Regions from separate parts of the Mus musculus genome. Here region 2 is linked to region 1. The links are chromatin loops, found by intact Hi-C in ENCODE. Cell type or tissue: heart. All regions are shown on one strand.

The links. Hi-C counts contacts between places; a loop is a spot of excess contacts. Peaks named below come from ENCODE experiments on the same cell type or tissue, not always from the same donor. Only the 100,000 strongest peaks of a DNase experiment are listed, where the experiment ranks them.
Region 2: a loop joins it to region 1, with 2.6 times the contacts of the local background. A loop is called at or near these places in 1 of 42 quality-filtered maps.

What each region holds. Positions count from the first base shown.
Region 1 is chr9:106,473,984-106,481,983 of GRCm38, reverse strand. It overlaps Parp3 (poly (ADP-ribose) polymerase family, member 3), which reads left to right and starts at 5,035. Exons shown (of 11, transcript NM_145619.3): 1 at 5,035-5,491; 2 at 6,002-6,185; 3 at 6,836-6,961; 4 at 7,116-7,304; 5 at 7,464-7,587; 6 at 7,700-7,926. The coding sequence starts at 6,009. It overlaps Rrp9 (RRP9, small subunit (SSU) processome component, homolog (yeast)), which reads right to left and starts at 4,675. Exons shown (of 15, transcript NM_145620.4): 1 at 4,550-4,675; 2 at 4,231-4,313; 3 at 1,179-1,288; 4 at 761-828; 5 at 630-671; 6 at 98-224. The coding sequence starts at 4,636. In heart, CTCF peaks have their summits at 4,973 (motif pointing right) and 7,298 (motif pointing right); DNase peaks (open chromatin) are centred at 4,755, 5,323, 5,523, 7,333 and 3 weaker places; H3K4me3 peaks cover 3,017 bases; H3K27ac peaks cover 3,428 bases.
Region 2 is chr9:106,152,244-106,160,243 of GRCm38, reverse strand. It overlaps Glyctk (glycerate kinase), which reads left to right and starts at 2,106. Exons shown (of 4, transcript NM_174846.4): 1 at 2,106-2,755; 2 at 2,948-3,099; 3 at 3,660-3,835; 4 at 4,137-7,384. The coding sequence starts at 2,379. The coding sequence ends at 5,003. It overlaps D030055H07Rik (a long non-coding RNA gene), which reads right to left. Exons shown (of 7, transcript XR_003948237.1): 3 at 7,491-8,000; 4 at 7,215-7,350; 5 at 3,727-3,951; 6 at 3,010-3,251; 7 at 1-463. Mir135a-1 (microRNA 135a-1) reads right to left here and starts at 6,120; the gene lies at 6,031-6,120. In heart, CTCF peaks have their summits at 3,549 (motif pointing right) and 7,765 (motif pointing left); DNase peaks (open chromatin) are centred at 313, 3,123 and 3,713; H3K4me3 peaks cover 679 bases; H3K27ac peaks cover 736 bases; H3K27me3 peaks cover 2,319 bases.

The sequences.
Region 1 (8,000 bases):
GCCCTGTAGCCTCGAAGCCCCTCCAAGGCAGCAACTGTCTAGAAGCTTCCACCATCAGGACTCCACCCCAGGCTCACACCCTCGAGGTCTCACTCACACTTGATGATGGTGCAGTCTTTGGCGGCGGAGAAGATGGCCAGGTCATCAGGAGTGATGACCAAGCACGTAATGGAGAGCTGGTGGCCCCGCAAAACTCGAATGTCGGTGGGAGCTGGGGCCTGGATCTGGAAAGACAAGAGACTGCATCACTGCAGTAGGAGCTATGAAGACACTTGCCAGAGAAAACCAGAACCCGGGGCTACACGAACGAATAAGATTCTTTTTTTTTTTTTTGGTGTCTTGAGACAGGGTTTATCTGAATAGCCCTGGCTGTCCTGGAACTCACTCTGTAGACCAGGCTGGCCTCAAACTCAGTAATCCACCTGCCTCTGCCTCCCAAGTGCTGGGATTAAAGGCCTGTGCCACCACTGCCCTAGAAATAAGACTCTTGCATACCTGACCACACCTGCCCAAGTGTCCACAGTTTTCCACCAAGACTCCAACAACCCGAGCAGCACTAAGCCAACTGCCCACCGACCCGCGTGCACACACCGCCTCTGCCCACGCACCACGGTGCCCTGCACACTCACCTCCTTGGCCACCGACTTCTGCAACCTGCCTCTCTGCTCCAGCTGCAAAGAGAGGAAGGAGAGGAGTGAAGACCTGGGGGAAGGCCCAGCCTTCCGCCACACCCACACTAGCCCTCGCCCTCCAGACTCACCACATCCTCCTTCAAGCGCCCGGCCACCTGATCCTCCTCGAATGCACGGGCTTCAGCCTTCTCCTCCTCTGTGCAGGACAGAACGGTCCACATGATCCCAGGCTGCAGTGCCCTTCCCTCCTCCATCCCAAGCATCCATCCCAACTCAACAGTGCTAATCTTATAGGAAGCTCCTGGTGCCTCCACGGTCAATGCCTGCCTTTGTTTAGACTTGAGCTTGGCTTCGTAAAGGTCTAGTCTGGCCCAGAGCGTACTGGCCCATTAGAGACCTTAGCCACCCTCTGCAAGGTACCCAACACCAGCAGCACTAGTGACAATGGGGACCTACGTGACTGACACATCAGGTGCCTGGGGTTGCAACAGGGGCAGCAGGCAGGCTCTGCGGGAGACCCTGGCCTTCATCAAGCCCCTGGCTCACCTTGCTGCCTGAGTTGTTCAAGGTAGAGTTTGGCCAAGCGTAGCTTCTTTTCCTGTGCGGTCTCTTCCAGCTCTTCCTCCTCCTCTTCCTCTGTTTTCCTTGGAGCCAAGCTGTGGGGAGAAGGGATGGGGTCTAAAGGGATGGCCCCCTCATCTGGCCACTAGAACTGTGCTTCCTCGAGGCCAGCCTTGCCCATGCCAACCCTCAGGGCCAGCGACACATGCATGTGACCTCACGACTGGAAGGTCCCACTCAGTGTCCAACACAAGGTCATCAAAACAGCCAGCTCCCCCCAACACCAGGAAATGATCACATCTCAACAAGGGAAAGAGAAGATTCCACAAGCTTCTATGAGAAGCCAGGTTGTACACAAAAGATCAGAAGTCAAAGGTGGCAGGCCTGCAGACTTAGCTTAGCGGCGGACTAAACAAGAATCCTTGAGGCCCTGGCTCAACAGCCAGTCCAGGGAAGAGGGGAGGAGGGAAGGGGAAGAAGAGGAGGTGAAGAGGAGGTACCAGGATTTATGGTGACAAATGAAGACATTGCCCTGGGTATGGCTCAGTGACAGAGCGAGGTCCTGAACTCAGTCACCATGCTCTAGAAAACCGCACTGTCAAGCCAGGCACGGTGGCACACCTAAAATCCTAGAATTTGGAAGGCGAAGACAAGGAGACTGCCACAAGTTCAAGGTCAGCCTGAGCTAGAATAAGACAATCTCTACAAGTCCCAGCTAAGAAGACATGGTCAGGTACATAGTAACAGAGAACTGGTCCTGTCCTTCTACTGAGCTTCCCAAGCTAAGGGACAAAGGCACAAGGCACAGGGCGCTGCAAACAGGGAACCCAGCATGCAGAACAGAGAACGCAGATGCCAGGATGACAACCACTCCAAGACACAGACATATTGGGGTACCCTAGGCTTGCTGCCCTGCACCCTCCTTGTACCCCGAGGACTAGGTTCCAAGTGAATCCTAAGTAGTACTGACTAAACCACGTGTGATGGAATTTCTTGCTGTCCCTTCTAGGCCCCAGTGTCCGTGAGCCAGCTCAGGACACTCCCTTCACTCACAGACAGGTCCAGCTTAGACCTGTTTCTGGGAGCTTAGGTAGGTGTTTCGAACTCTCAGCCAGCAGACCAAGACAGCTGCACCCCTAATCACAAGCCTGCAGACATCCCATCAGCTACCTGCTGTCGCCCAGCACCCTGCCCAGGACTTCCTCCAGAAGGGACTTTAAAACCCATCAGGAATAGCAGTGTCCTGGGGCATGTCCCAGCACTTGAGGGCAGAGGCAGGCAGGTCTCTCTGAGTTTGAGGCCAGCTTGGTCTACATAGCGAGTTCCAGGGCAGCCAGAGTTACAAAGTCCCTGCCTAAAAGAACAGAACAAAAAACCATGTCTCAGGAAAGTCAAGGCCAGACCTTGGCCCAGAGTTATGTCCTTTCTGAGTGCATCCAAACCAATCAGTCTCTTACTTCAGGGCCCACACACAGAAAAGCAGACTAGAGTTAGAGGTGTGGCGGCTCAGCAGGTAAAGACACTTGATGCTGAGACCTTATAAACGGCATTTAGCAATTCTGCTTTTTTGTTTTGTTTTGTTTTGTTTCCCAAGACATATTTTCGCCACGTAGCCCAGGCTGGCCTCAAACTCACAGATCTGTCTGCCTCTGCCTCCTAGGTACTGAGGAATTAAAGGTGTGCGCCACCACGCCCAGCACCACTTTTTGTTTAAAAAAAAAATCCCTTTTGAAAGAAAAGCTGTTTCAACCCTGAATTTAAGGTGTGTACGCATTTATTTTTACTTTCACCCAAGTTAGATCAGCAGAAGAAAACTGAGTGGTGCTTCTGTAGTTATCACATTTATTTCGTGACACAAGTTAAAAGACTTAAGAGGTGGTAAAGAATGGGCTGGAAAAAAATGGCTCATCGGCTAAGAACTCCTGCTGTTCTTACAGCGACCCTGGGTTCAGTCCCAGCACCCCTCAGGTGGCTCGCTCGCAACCCCCTGATGTGACAGTTCCAGGGGCTCCAATGTCCTCGGTCTCCCATGGGCATCAGCATGTACACACACACACATAAATAAATAAATAAATAAATAAATAAATACCCAAAGTGTTTAGCACAGGTCCTGGAGGCAGAAGCAGGCAATGTCTTTGAGGTTAAGGCCAGCCTGATCTATACAGGTTGTTCCAGGACAGCCATGGCTACGTGGAAAAACCTTGCCAAAAAAAAAAAAAAAAAGCTGAGCAAATTAAGGCACCACATATTCACTTTTAGAAGCAGAACTGATAGCCAGGTCTGTAATCCTGGCACTCGGGAGGCAGAAGCAGGCAGATCTCTTAAGTTCACGGCTACCCTGGCCTGTACCTATCACCTGCCGGTTTATCCTTTCTTCCTTCCACCCTGGCACACTAATACCCCAGATTTGTCTCTGGTCCCTGAACCTCTTCCCTACCGCTCCAGGACACTCCTCGTCTCTCCAGGCTCAACTTTTTAAAAGGCTTCTTCTGTTCTCACAACACATGTCTCCAAGATACACACCTGCAGACACTGACACGGCCTCTCTCCACTTGCCTGCTCACCCGTGTTCGCAACAGTGAAACAAGACCCTAATGTTAGGAAGGCTACATATGTGACAGTACAAAGCTGAAGCCTAGGATCATTCGAACCCAGGAGATCAAGGCCACCTTGGGCAAAACAACAGAGACCTCATCTCAAAAAGGTGCCCAAGGACACCAGTCGTTGTGGTACTGTGTGAAGATGGAATTAAGAACAGGAGGATGTGTTCTGTACCGTTCTCTCCTTGCCTCTCAATCAATCCAGACCTGTGCCTGCCTCCATGTCATAAAGCGAAAAAAGGTCCCAAGCTCTCCCTCCCACAGGAGCCCAGCGTCTTCCCCATAGACACATCAGAGATAAACGACGATATCTCACTGCCGGAAACTGGAGGGTAGACCCAGGATCTCGAGCCAAACACCCAGCTCTGTTGCCAGTCGCACTGAGTCTTCTAGTCACCACGAGCCTCCGTTTATCCTTCCTCCCGGTAAAAACTCACCTCTCGCTCTCAGAATCGCTGGAAATCTCTTCATTCATTTTGCCGCCACCCTTGGACTTGCCCCTGTCCGCAGCAGAGTCTACCTGGAAATCAAACGATCCTCTCTTGGTCACGAGGCCCAGGACTGAGAGAGGCAAGTAGCACCTGGCCCTGGCCAAGTAGAAGGTTTCCCAGGATTTGGTGGATAGAAGAAAAGAGATGTAGGCTTCCTTCTGACGGAGCCCTTGGCAAAGATACTTGCCCCGATGGGGGCCCTGGGATGGAACGATGGCTCTCCCAGGAGCTAGATCGGTCGCGCCCAAGAGTACACCATGCTCACCTTTCGCCGCCGCTTGCCGGCCACCGGAGCCGCCCCGGGCCCGGGAGCTGGCTTTGCCCGCTTACGAGTTGCCACGGCGGTCGACATACTGTTCAAGGTGCCGCTACCCCGAAGAACTCACATGGCTGCTAAACCCCAGCCGCATGGCAAGACCCGGAGCCCTGATAGGTTCCCACGGCGCAGCGGGCCCCACCTTCCGCAGCTCCATTGGGCCCTTGAGAAGATCCTGCCACGCCCCCAAACGTCTATTGGACCGACGCAGCTGGACACGCCTTCAAGAGCTCCTATAGGCTCCGGCGCCAGCCTGGAGTAGGAAGCAAGTCTCTCTTGCGATTTCCGGCCTGGGCCTGTGGCGCTTGCGCTCTGCTAACGCCTGACTAGCAGGGAGGGGTGGGGCCAGGAGGGCATGCGGTGCTTGCGTCTTATGGCCACAAGGTGGAGCCAGAGGTGCGGGGTTCTGTGATTTTTCCGCTGGAACAGCGATTGAAGCTAATACAACCAGACTCTAAAACTTAAGGAATGGAATTCAGGCAGCTCTGGAGAGGAGACAGCATCCGAACCCAGAGCCAAAATCACCGGGCAAATAATGGATATATGCTGTATGTGCCTAGTCAAAGCTGCATGAGGGGCCAGTCAGTCCGAGCGGCTTTGGATACGTCTACATTACTGTCATTTCATCTCTGGGACTGGCCACCAACCTCAGCCTACCCAGCCTCTGACTCACCCCACTAGCGGCCAAAAGCTGGAATTCTACACCACCCCCAAGCTCTTTCCCCTCCTCACGTGATTGCTGGGAAATCCCTACCAAAAACTAGCTGAAGGCTCACGAAGGGTCGCTAGATGGGATCCCAGACTTGGAACTTGTTTCTTAGGAGGCACATTCAGCATTCCTGATACCGGGCTGGATAACAGCCACCTCTTCCAGGGTCCTGTTTCATTTGGGTGAGTGTCCTTTGGCCCTGCCCTAGAGTCCTCTGCAGGGCAGGGAAGGGTGAGGTTAAAGTGGCTCTTGCTCTCTCTGGCACTTGAAAGCCTGAAACTTTGGCTGGCACCCCAGAACTCAGGACTGTTAGCAAAAGGCTACACCACTTGGTCCTAAGCTCTAGAGAGGTAGATCCAGCTGCAGAAGGGCAACTTATAGGGTCCTTCCCCTGTAGCTCAGATGATTCAGCCCAGCAACCTAGCCAGATGACTGACAGGAGGAGGAAATGTTCTAGAAGGGGAAGGGCCCCAGCGTGGGTGGGGTGAGCCGGCTTTCACTTTTTCTGCTGCCTCGGGGAACACCTCGAGCCAACTGCTTCCTAACTCCAGGGTGGGCAGAACTGACGGGCTCTAAGCTTCTGCATCTCTGAGGTACAAAGTGCAGGTTTGGAGATGGGGATATGTAAACCAAGGAGTAGGAGGCCAGCCTCCTAAAGGGCAAATCTGAACGCTCCCTACCTCTTGCCCCAGGAGAACCATGGCTCCAAAACGAAAGGCCTCTGTGCAGACTGAGGGCTCCAAGAAGCGGCGACAAGGGACAGAGGAGGAGGACAGCTTCCGGTCCACTGCCGAGGCTCTCAGAGCAGCACCTGCTGATAATCGGGTCATCCGTGTGGACCCCTCATGTCCATTCAGCCGGAACCCCGGGATACAGGTGAGCTGAAGCCATGTTCAGACCGCAGCCTTTTTGTTTGTTTGTTTTTGTTTGCTTGTTTTGTTGTGTTGTTGTTTTTCAAGACAGGGTTTCTCTGTATGGCCCTGGCTGTCCTGGAACTCATTTTGTAGACCAGGCTGGCCTCTGGCCTCGAATTCAGAAATCCGCCTGTCTCTGTCTCCCAAGTGCTGGGATTAAAGGCGTGGGCCACCACCGCCTGGCAGACCACAGCCTTCTTTCTCCTCCTTGGGTTCTCTGTTCTAGCCAGGGATTGCGTACCTGTCTTCTGAAGACTGCCAAGGTGGGCTGTTATTCCATTGGGTCAAGGTGTACCATGTCTGACCATCAGACACTAGGGTGCATCACACTCAAGGAAGGGGCCTGACTCAATTTCCCCCGGGACCCTCTTCCGTGTTCCCTCAAACTGAGCCCTCAGGGCAGAGCCAGGTCTTTTTTCAGATTCCCCCACCCAGGAAGCAGCTGCATCCTCTCCAAATTCCCAAGCCCACAGCAGGGCTTCATCACATCCAGTCAGACTGTGACCCTGCCCCCCAAGGGCAGAGACACCCAAGTGCCAAAGACAAGGCCCCCCCCATGATGTTCCCTGGTGTACACACCCAGCCCACGCCCCACGGACTCACCCTACACAGGTCCACGAGGACTATGACTGTACCCTGAACCAGACCAACATCGGCAACAACAACAACAAGTTCTATATTATCCAACTGCTGGAGGAGGGTAGTCGCTTCTTCTGCTGGAATCGCTGGGGCCGCGTGGTGAGCGAGCCATCGCCCGGGCTGCCCTCCCCCATCCCCCCTCCCCCCCTTGGGCATCCAAAGAGCTGGCTTCGTCTGCAGCTGTTTGGAGGGCCCAGCCCAGAGACCAGCAAATCTTGCTGGTGGACACACCCCTGAAAGTTGTCCCTTGCAGGGAGAGGTGGGCCAGAGCAAGATGAACCACTTCACCTGCCTGGAAGATGCAAAGAAGGACTTTAAGAAGAAATTTTGGGAGAAGACTAAAAACAAATGGGAGGAGCGGGACCGTTTTGTGGCCCAGCCCAACAAGTACACACTTATAGAAGTCCAGGGAGAAGCAGAGAGCCAAGAGGCTGTAGTGAAGGTGATGGGGCAGCAGGGGGCAGCAGGGGGTAGAGGGGAGGGACTGCCTGCCAGCCCATCCTCCAGTCCCATCCTCCCTCTCTGGTCTCAGCCGAGGCCCTGCTCCCTGTGTGGGCATTCTGCCTAATGGCTGCTGCCCGAGCAGGCCTTATCTCCCCAGGTGTACAGCGGCCCTGTGAGGACCGTGGTCAAGCCCTGCTCCCTAGACCCTGCCACCCAGAACCTTATCACCAACATCTTCAGCAAAGAGATGTTCAAGAATGCAATGACCCTCATGAACCTGGGTGAGGAGGAGCTCTCTGCAGGGTGGCAGCTACCCCTGACCCCCACCCCCACCCCCACCCCCACCCCTGATCTCAGGGGCTACAGGGCTCAGCTCGTCCCTTCATCCCCCAGATGTGAAGAAGATGCCCTTGGGAAAGCTGACCAAGCAGCAGATTGCCCGTGGCTTCGAGGCCTTGGAAGCTCTAGAGGAGGCCATGAAAAACCCCACAGGGGATGGCCAGAGCCTGGAAGAGCTCTCCTCCTGCTTCTACACTGTCATCCCACACAACTTCGGCCGCAGCCGACCCCCGCCCATCAACTCCCCTGATGTGCTTCAGGCCAAGAAGGACATGCTGCTGGTGAGGGCTGGCCAGCCCAGAGAATACCAGGCAGCCTGGGCAAAGAGGAGAGGGGCACATGGCCACGTGGTCCA
Region 2 (8,000 bases), 320 kb after region 1:
TCTTTTCAGGTTTTCTCTGAGTGTCAGTGAGGCCGGAAAGTTCTAAACCAGGTTCTCGGTCTCTAGGGAGATCTCAGACCAGCCACTTCCGGGTTAATCCCCACCCACAGAGTACTTCCGGTCTCCAGCGCCAGAAGCTGCGGGAAGGTGAGTTTGCGTCTCAAGCAAATAAATGGTACTTGGAAGTCGTTCCTGGCCCGGACAGAGACCGATCCAGGCGACAGCAACCCCTTAATCTTGCGACATCTTGCACTACACGGCAACATTTCCCTCGAGAAGATCACAGGCTCAGGCTCAGGAGACGTCACTTCCGGTCACCTGGCGGTTGGCCAATTCCGGACTTGATGTCAGCTCCGCTTTGGTTCCGGGAGGAGTCGAGCCTGGTCTTCGCCTATCCTCACTTACCAAGGCGGGTGCACTGGAGCTGGGAAGGTGTAGTGTCTTAGAGTTGGGAATTTGGCTCCTGAAAATGCAAGTCGTCCAATTAACTTTAGACTTACCACAACGTAATTTTTAGTTAGAAATAATCCAAAATATACTGGTCATAGTTATAATAAAAAATTACTTATCCAAAATTCAAATTTCACCAAACACCCAGTACTTAATTTGGCAATTTTGGACTTGAACTTTTTTTTTCCCTTGAATTCTAATAGGGACCTTCTAGGCTTTTGCCCTTCTGGGAAAGAGATACAAAATTCACCTAGGACTGAGCTTTATGTTTTGGATGCTAAGATGTGTTTAGTACCAAGCCCGGGGAATCCCATACATGAAAACTGAACATGTTTGCAGGCGTCCCGCGGCAGTGCCCTGTGTATTCCTTTTTACAAACAGTAGTTTCTGGGAAAGCTAGCTGGGAACTACAAGGCTAAATGGCGGAGGTTTGGCAGGCGCTACGTTGTTTAGGAGTGGGATAAACTGTTACCTGGAGTTTTCTCTGTCAGCTTGTACAGAGAATCAGAAAGCCCTAGGTGTCAGGAAAATACGAGCGTCAGTCTCCCAAGCACTATGGAGAACTGGATGACTTTATGCATGCTAGGGAAGGTCTCTCCCACAGGACTACACTTTCAAGTTCCCTTGAAAAGTGAGAGTTAGGCTTCATTGTGTCCCACATCTTGCAAATGAGCTCAGTGTGAGAAAAGATATACTAATACACGCTTTAAAAAAAGCTAGAACCCCATCCCTAGACTCCGCCCTCTTCCACCCATGCTTACGGATACAGTTGTCTTTCTACCTTTTTAGGGGCTTGAATGTAGCTCAGTGGTAGAGCGCATGCTCGCTCGTTACATGGACAGCCCGGGCACAGTCTTCAGTACCCTCCTGTCCCTAAACTTAGATATCTTTTTGCAGCTGAGTCTTTTATTGTTCCTGTATAGTTACGCTGTAGCTTCCCGACCTTTACCCCAAGACCTTTCTGTCCTTCACTCTGCCCAGTGGAGAAAATGATTGTTTGGGCTTCATTACTGGAACCCGGCCTTTGCCTGCTCTAGCACTGGGCTGTTTTTGTTGTGAAGGGTGTAACTCAGGACTTGTTTTTTGCTATCATGGAGCCAGAAAGGGATGTTCCTGGCAAGGCTGATCATGACCAGCTGTATGGGGACAAGGGTGTCTGGTCTTGTCCTATAGATTGAGCCCCATAGCACATGTCCTTTTGCTTATAACCTGGGGACTTGCTGAAGGTCTGACCTTGAGTGAGATTTGTGGTTACTCTTGATTCGTGCCTGGACCACTTGCTGAACTAGCCTGAGTCCTGAGCTTCCTTAGGCTGTGTGCACTGGTAAATCTGCAGCCTTTCCACATGGACCCAGCTTTGCCAGACTGGTTGTATGAGCTAACAGAGCAGGCTAGAGGTCAATGGACTCCGGGTCAGTTGGCTAGACAACCAATAGCCTTTTTTTTTTTTTTTCTTGGCAGTAGAAGTGGTAAAGGAACGTCTAAGGCATAAATGCCAGAAAGGGGGCACTGCCGTGGTGTGAGGGCTTTGGAAGTACAGGATGTGGAAGAAGAATGGCCCAGGGGCCTGCTGGTAGGAACGGCGTCCTTCATGAATGATTAACTTCTAGGCAAAGGAGGTGACCTAGGAGGAAGGTCCACTTAACAGGAACTTTGGACTTGGAGCAGAGTGTCCAGAAGACTGGTGTGTGGTCTACAGAAGAGGACGTGGCTGGGCATCAGGGCTGGGCTTTCAGGGCTGGTGTAAGATCAGGTTTGCTGCAGGCTTCATGACTTCTCCAGGTTTCATTTCAGGTTATGGAGTCCGCCAGTCCTGAGCCCTCGGAGGGGTGGCCATGATGGATGGTGGGGTTCTGTCCGTGGCCTCACTCCTTCTCCTCCCTCTCTAGGCAGCTATGGACACGAGGCTGTGCTGAGAGAAGCGGGGCATGGCTGCGGCCCTACAGGTCTTGCCCTGTCTCCTCCGAGCCCCATCCCGTCCACTCCTCTGGGGGCCCCCAGTGGCCCGGATGACCAGTGGTATGGCTTTGGCAGAACAGGCACGGCAGCTGTTTGATAGTGCAGTGGGTGCTGTGCAGCCAGGCCCCATGCTGCAGAGGACACTGTCCCTGGATCCTAGTGGCAGACAGCTGAAGGTGCGGGACCGGACTTTCCAGCTGCGGGAAAACCTCTACCTAGTGGGCTTCGGCAAGGCCGTACTGGGCATGGCAGCTGCTGCCGAGGAGCTGCTGGCTCAGCATCTTGTGCAGGGTGTGATCAGCGTACCCAAGGGGATCCGAGCCGCTATGGAACATGCTGGAAAGAAGTAAGAGTCTATGGGCGCAGGGGGACGCCCTCTACTGTCCTTTGGAAGAACACCTCCCTTCCTCTTTGATCTCCCTATCTCCTGGGTCTGGCCTGGTTTCTAAATGGGTTATCAGTGGGCCGCTTTCACCTGTACAGCTGAGAAGTCAGGTCGGAGGAGAGGAGCCCACCCCCATCCCTTCTCCCTTCTCAGAGAGATGCTGCTGAAGCCACACAGCCGCATCCAGGTGTTCGAGGGCGCCGAGGACAACTTACCGGATCGGGATGCACTCCGGGCCGCGCTGACCATCCAGCAGCTGGCAGAGGGGCTCACTGCAGATGACCTGCTGCTGGTGCTCATCTCAGGTGTGGGACCAGCCGACAGGGGTGCCCCGAGTACCATATGGTCACAGGGTGAAGTCAGGACCATGGCAGACAGTGAGGAACCTGGAGGGTACCTAGTGAGTGGTGTCAGGTTGGTCACCTCTCCTCAGCTGGAAGTTCACCCTGTTGAACATCTGTAATGGTGAAGGCACAGCTGGGTACTAACACTGACACACATCAGAACCTTTGGAAGACATTGCTGTCTGCAGCGGTGTCATTCGTGCTCCTGAAGCTGAGTTTCCAGACCCCATGGATCTCTCTTCTTGCTTATTTGCTGTTTTTTCTTGCTCTTTCTTAGTTAAATTTAAAAACAAAAATTTTTGGGGGGTATTGGGGATAGAGTTCAGGGCTTCACACAGGCTAGGCAAGCACTTTGCTAGCAAGCTTCTCCTGGGATCTGGTATACCCCTACTAGGGGACAACTTCACTCTGTGTCCACAAGGGGGCACTGTAACCCCACCTTCTTAGAGGACCTTCCTTATGGCTTGCCTGGTTCTCTGGGTCGGGCTGTCTCCTCTCCCTGACACTCTCACTGACTTTAGGTGGGGGCTCAGCCCTGCTGCCTGCTCCTATCCCACCTGTCACACTGGAGGAGAAACAGATGCTCACCAAGCTGCTGGCAGCCCGAGGAGCCACGATCCAGGAGCTGAACACCATCCGCAAGGCCCTGTCGCAGCTGAAGGGTGGAGGGCTGGCTCAGGCTGCCTATCCTGCTCAGGTGCACTAATCACTTCTTCAGTAGGCCCTGGGTTCCCAACACGTGACAGGGAGATGAGAGCTTAAGCCAACATATGAGTTGGCAGGGGCCTGGCCTGGAAAGTCCTGGGAGGAAGCCTAGAGAGAGTAAGAGGGAGGCTTTCTGGTTAGGTGTTCTGCCAGCCCACCTGAAAGTGGCAAGATGTGGGTAGATGTGGGCAAGGAAGCATACCAGATGCTGTATACCCAGGCCCAGTTTGTCCTTAAGGGCCCCGGAACACGGAGGAGGCAAGACTGAACCTTATTTTGTGGCCTTTGTCTAGGTGATAAGCCTCATCTTGTCAGATGTGATTGGGGACCCTTTGGAAGTGATTGCCAGTGGCCCTACGGTGGCCAGCACCCACAGTGTGCAAGACTGCCTGCATATTCTCAACCACTATGGCCTCCGTGCTGCTCTTCCCCGCTCTGTGAAGACTGTGCTCTCCCGAGCTGACTCTGACCCCCATGGACCACACACCTGTGGCCACGTCCTCAATGTGATCATCGGCTCTAACTCTCTGGCGCTGGCTGAGGCTCAGAGGCAAGCCGAGGTGCTGGGCTACCATGCCATGGTGTTGAGCACAGCCATGCAGGGTGATGTAAAAAGAGTGGCTCGGTTCTACGGGCTGCTAGCCCGGGTGGCTGCAGCCCACCTCACTCCATCCTTGGCTGAGCGTCCCTTGGAGGAGGAGGCGGAACTCCATCAGCTGGCAGCTGAGCTCCAGCTCCCGGACCTGCAGCTGGAGGAGGCTCTGGAAGCGGTGGTAAAGGCTAAAGGGCCGGTCTGCCTCCTGGCTGGTGGTGAGCCCACGGTGCAGCTGCAGGGATCTGGCAAGGGCGGTCGGAACCAAGAACTGGCCTTGCACGTGGGAGTGGAGCTGGGAAGGCAGCCACTGGGACCTATTGATGTGCTATTTTTGAGTGGAGGCACTGATGGGCAGGATGGGCCTACAAAGGTGGCCGGGGCCTGGGTCATGTCTGATCTCATCAGCCAGGCTTCTGCTGAGAGCCTGGACATCGCCACCTCCCTCGCCAATAACGACTCATACACTTTCTTTTGCCGCTTCCGGGGAGGAACACATTTGCTGCACACAGGGTTGACAGGGACCAATGTTATGGATGTCCACCTCCTGATTCTTCATCCTCAGTGATGGTGTCGCTCACCGTGTGAGAGTGTAGAAGAGGCCTTCAAGGGCAGGGCCTCTTAGGAAGGTCAAGGGCCGATTCCCAGGCCCCACTGTGCCGCAGGACTTTTCCTCCGTTGCTCTGCCCGCCTCCCTCGGATCTACTCTATGCTTGTTCCCCCAACTAGATTAGAAGATGGGGGCTTCTTTCTACCCCTAGTTTCTGTCATGACAGCAGGTAGCCCTGAGGCCCAGCAGGAGCTTCTTGGCCAGTCACAGTTCTCATTTTCTCCCTGGATGCCTTCCTGCCCAGGTCCTCAGCCTGTCTCTTCCATGGAGCGAAGGTAGGGCACTGAAAATAAAGAGAATGTTGTGTGTGGGGGTCTCAGCTCATCTCCCCTCAGCACCTCTTTCCATAGCACAGATCCTCGGGGAGCTGCTGGGCAGGGACCCGTGGTGTGGCCCCAGCAGTGGTGCCAGTACCTTGAAGAGTTTCTCATACCCTTTTTGGCTGGGTGCACACTCAGGGTCTGCTGATGGCAATCTGTGACAATTGAATCTGTCTCCTAGCAGTGTCAATGTGGGTTAACAGGACAGGCTTATAGTTGCCTACTTAACCCTGACTCCCTGTGGTAGAAACCTGATCATGGTTTCTCCTCTCCTGCTGTTGCCTGACTGGGTGGAGACGATCCACTTGTCACCACGGCTCTTCCTTCTGTATTTGGACCACTCTCAGCTTTCCCCCTCACCCTCTGGCTATCAAGGGGTTTCTTCAGGCCGCAGGCATTGCACTTGTTCTCCTGTGCCCACTTTTCCCAGGCTAAACATTCCATGTTCCATTGTCGCTCCTCCGGGTACCCAGTTGGGACCCTGGTGCCAGCATTTCAGTGTGTGTCTCAGCACTAGAATGGTAGGTCAGAGCAGTGAAGGACCTCAGCAGTCCCTCACCCCATCCTGTCATAGCTGGCAGAGGTGAGTCACTTGGCTTGGCCTGCAGCCACTGGCCTGGTTTACCTCGAGCCCTCTTGTTCCACATCAGAGCCCTCTGTTGGCTTATCCTCACCGTACGCCACGGCTCCAATCCCTATATGAGCGAGCAATAGAATCACATAGGAATAAAAAGCCATAGAGAACAGTGAGGCCTGGGGCGGCCCCTGTGGGCCCTTCTTCCATCGTGAGGGTGTGAGGGGCTCTAGGTCAGAGCTGATGTGTCCTGGGAAGGGCCTCCCATCTCCACTGGGCTCTGGACAGTCTAGCTAGAAGTTGGGCCATGGCTTGCAGACCTGGCTCCTGTGTGTGTTCCTAAGACTGAGAAGGAGGTAAGCAAGGTGAGCTGGCTCTGAGGACCAGACAGGCTTAGGGAAGTGGAGTGGTTTGTACCATTTCTTTCCTTCTGTCCTTGTGCACAGGATCAGAGACTCTGGGGATTTTGTCTTTACGCTGGGGTTCTGGTATCCTCTAGGAGTGGCTCTGTCCCCGTGTTCTTGACCTTGGGAACGTATTCCCATTGGACACTGAGTTGCAGGCCAGAGCTTCAGGAGAAGAGCTTTTCAGCCGCATCCTTGGTGTCTCTGTGAGGTAAACACGTGAGCAGTGGACACTGGTGTCAGAATGCATCCACAGTGTACCCATGGGTGCTTTTCAGAGTAGGTTTGCTCGTGGGGACCACTGTCACCATTGCCTGCTGAGGGCTTCACATATAGGTAGAGTCTTTTTGTTGGAGGCTCCCCGTGTCTGCCTTGGTCACTTTCCTGTACCTATGCTCTCAGAGTCTGGGGGCCAGGGTCTGAATTGGGCCCCATTATAGCAAACAGTTTGTGGGCATAACCTTCTATATTTGCTCACCTATTTATCTGGTCATTCTAGATGATAGAAATAAACAAATTCCTCACAGTTAGAGCTCAATAGGACTGTTTTTTTTGTTTTTTTCTCTCCATCAATATCAAGTATGGAGCCAGGCCTGGTGCACAGGCCTATAATCCCAGGTACACGAGAGGACTCTCAGAGTATTGAGAGCTCATGGCTAGCCTGAGCTACAGAGTGAAAGCCAGCCTAGGCAACTAAGAGAGATCCCATTTTAAAGACCTTTAAAAAGGGTCGGGCAGTGGTGGTGCACGCTTTTAATACCAGCACTTGGGAGGCAGAGGCAGGCGGATCTCTTGAGTGTTTGAGGCCAGCCCAATCTACAGAGTGAGTTCCAGGACATCCAGTGCTACCCAGAGAGAACCCCTGTCTCACCAAGAACAGCAGCAGCAGCAGCAGCAGCAGCAGCAGCAGCAGCAGCAGCAACAACAACAACAACAACAAGAGGTCTGGGAATGTGGTCAATGATACTATTCTAGCATGTGTGAAGCCCTGGGTTGAGTTCCCAGCACTGAAAAATAAAATAAATAAATGAATGAATGGCTATATGCACATGTGTCTTACTAATTATGGATTATTAGAGACACGGCCCTCCTTTGGCTCTCAGCTGCCGTTTCTCCCGACTCAGGTTTTTGCTGGCCAAATCCTTACTTTGTCATCATGTGCTGATACTTTCCATGGCTTGAGGATTTTGCCACAATGGTGCTCAGGCCTCCTTCACATTAAAGCCTTCTCATTCTCTGCACTTGGCATGACTGTGGGTCTGGAGAGCCTTTCACGGTCAGCTTAGGTAAACCCATTTATCCTATGGCTGGAGAATTAGAGGAGATGGTTTATCAGGGACTGTAGAGCAAGTCAGTCACAGACCAGGGATGTGAACCTGCTTTGGGCTTTTGATACACATTCTCTGCTGCCCCCTGGGGCTCAGATACCATGGGGGCCAGCCCAAGGCGAAGCCAGAGTTAGGGGATGTGCCATTGTTTTCCATGTTGCCCTCAGTGGTTTGAGGATGGTGGCATGACCAGACTTAGCCTCTCCAGGGATCTGTAAAGCAGATTTGTTGGTCTCTTTGTGGTCTGGAGGAGCAGGGTGTTGAGTGGTTTAACAGGAGACCCCACGAGTGTGAATGGTGGGCATCTACATAAATGTGTGCACACACCT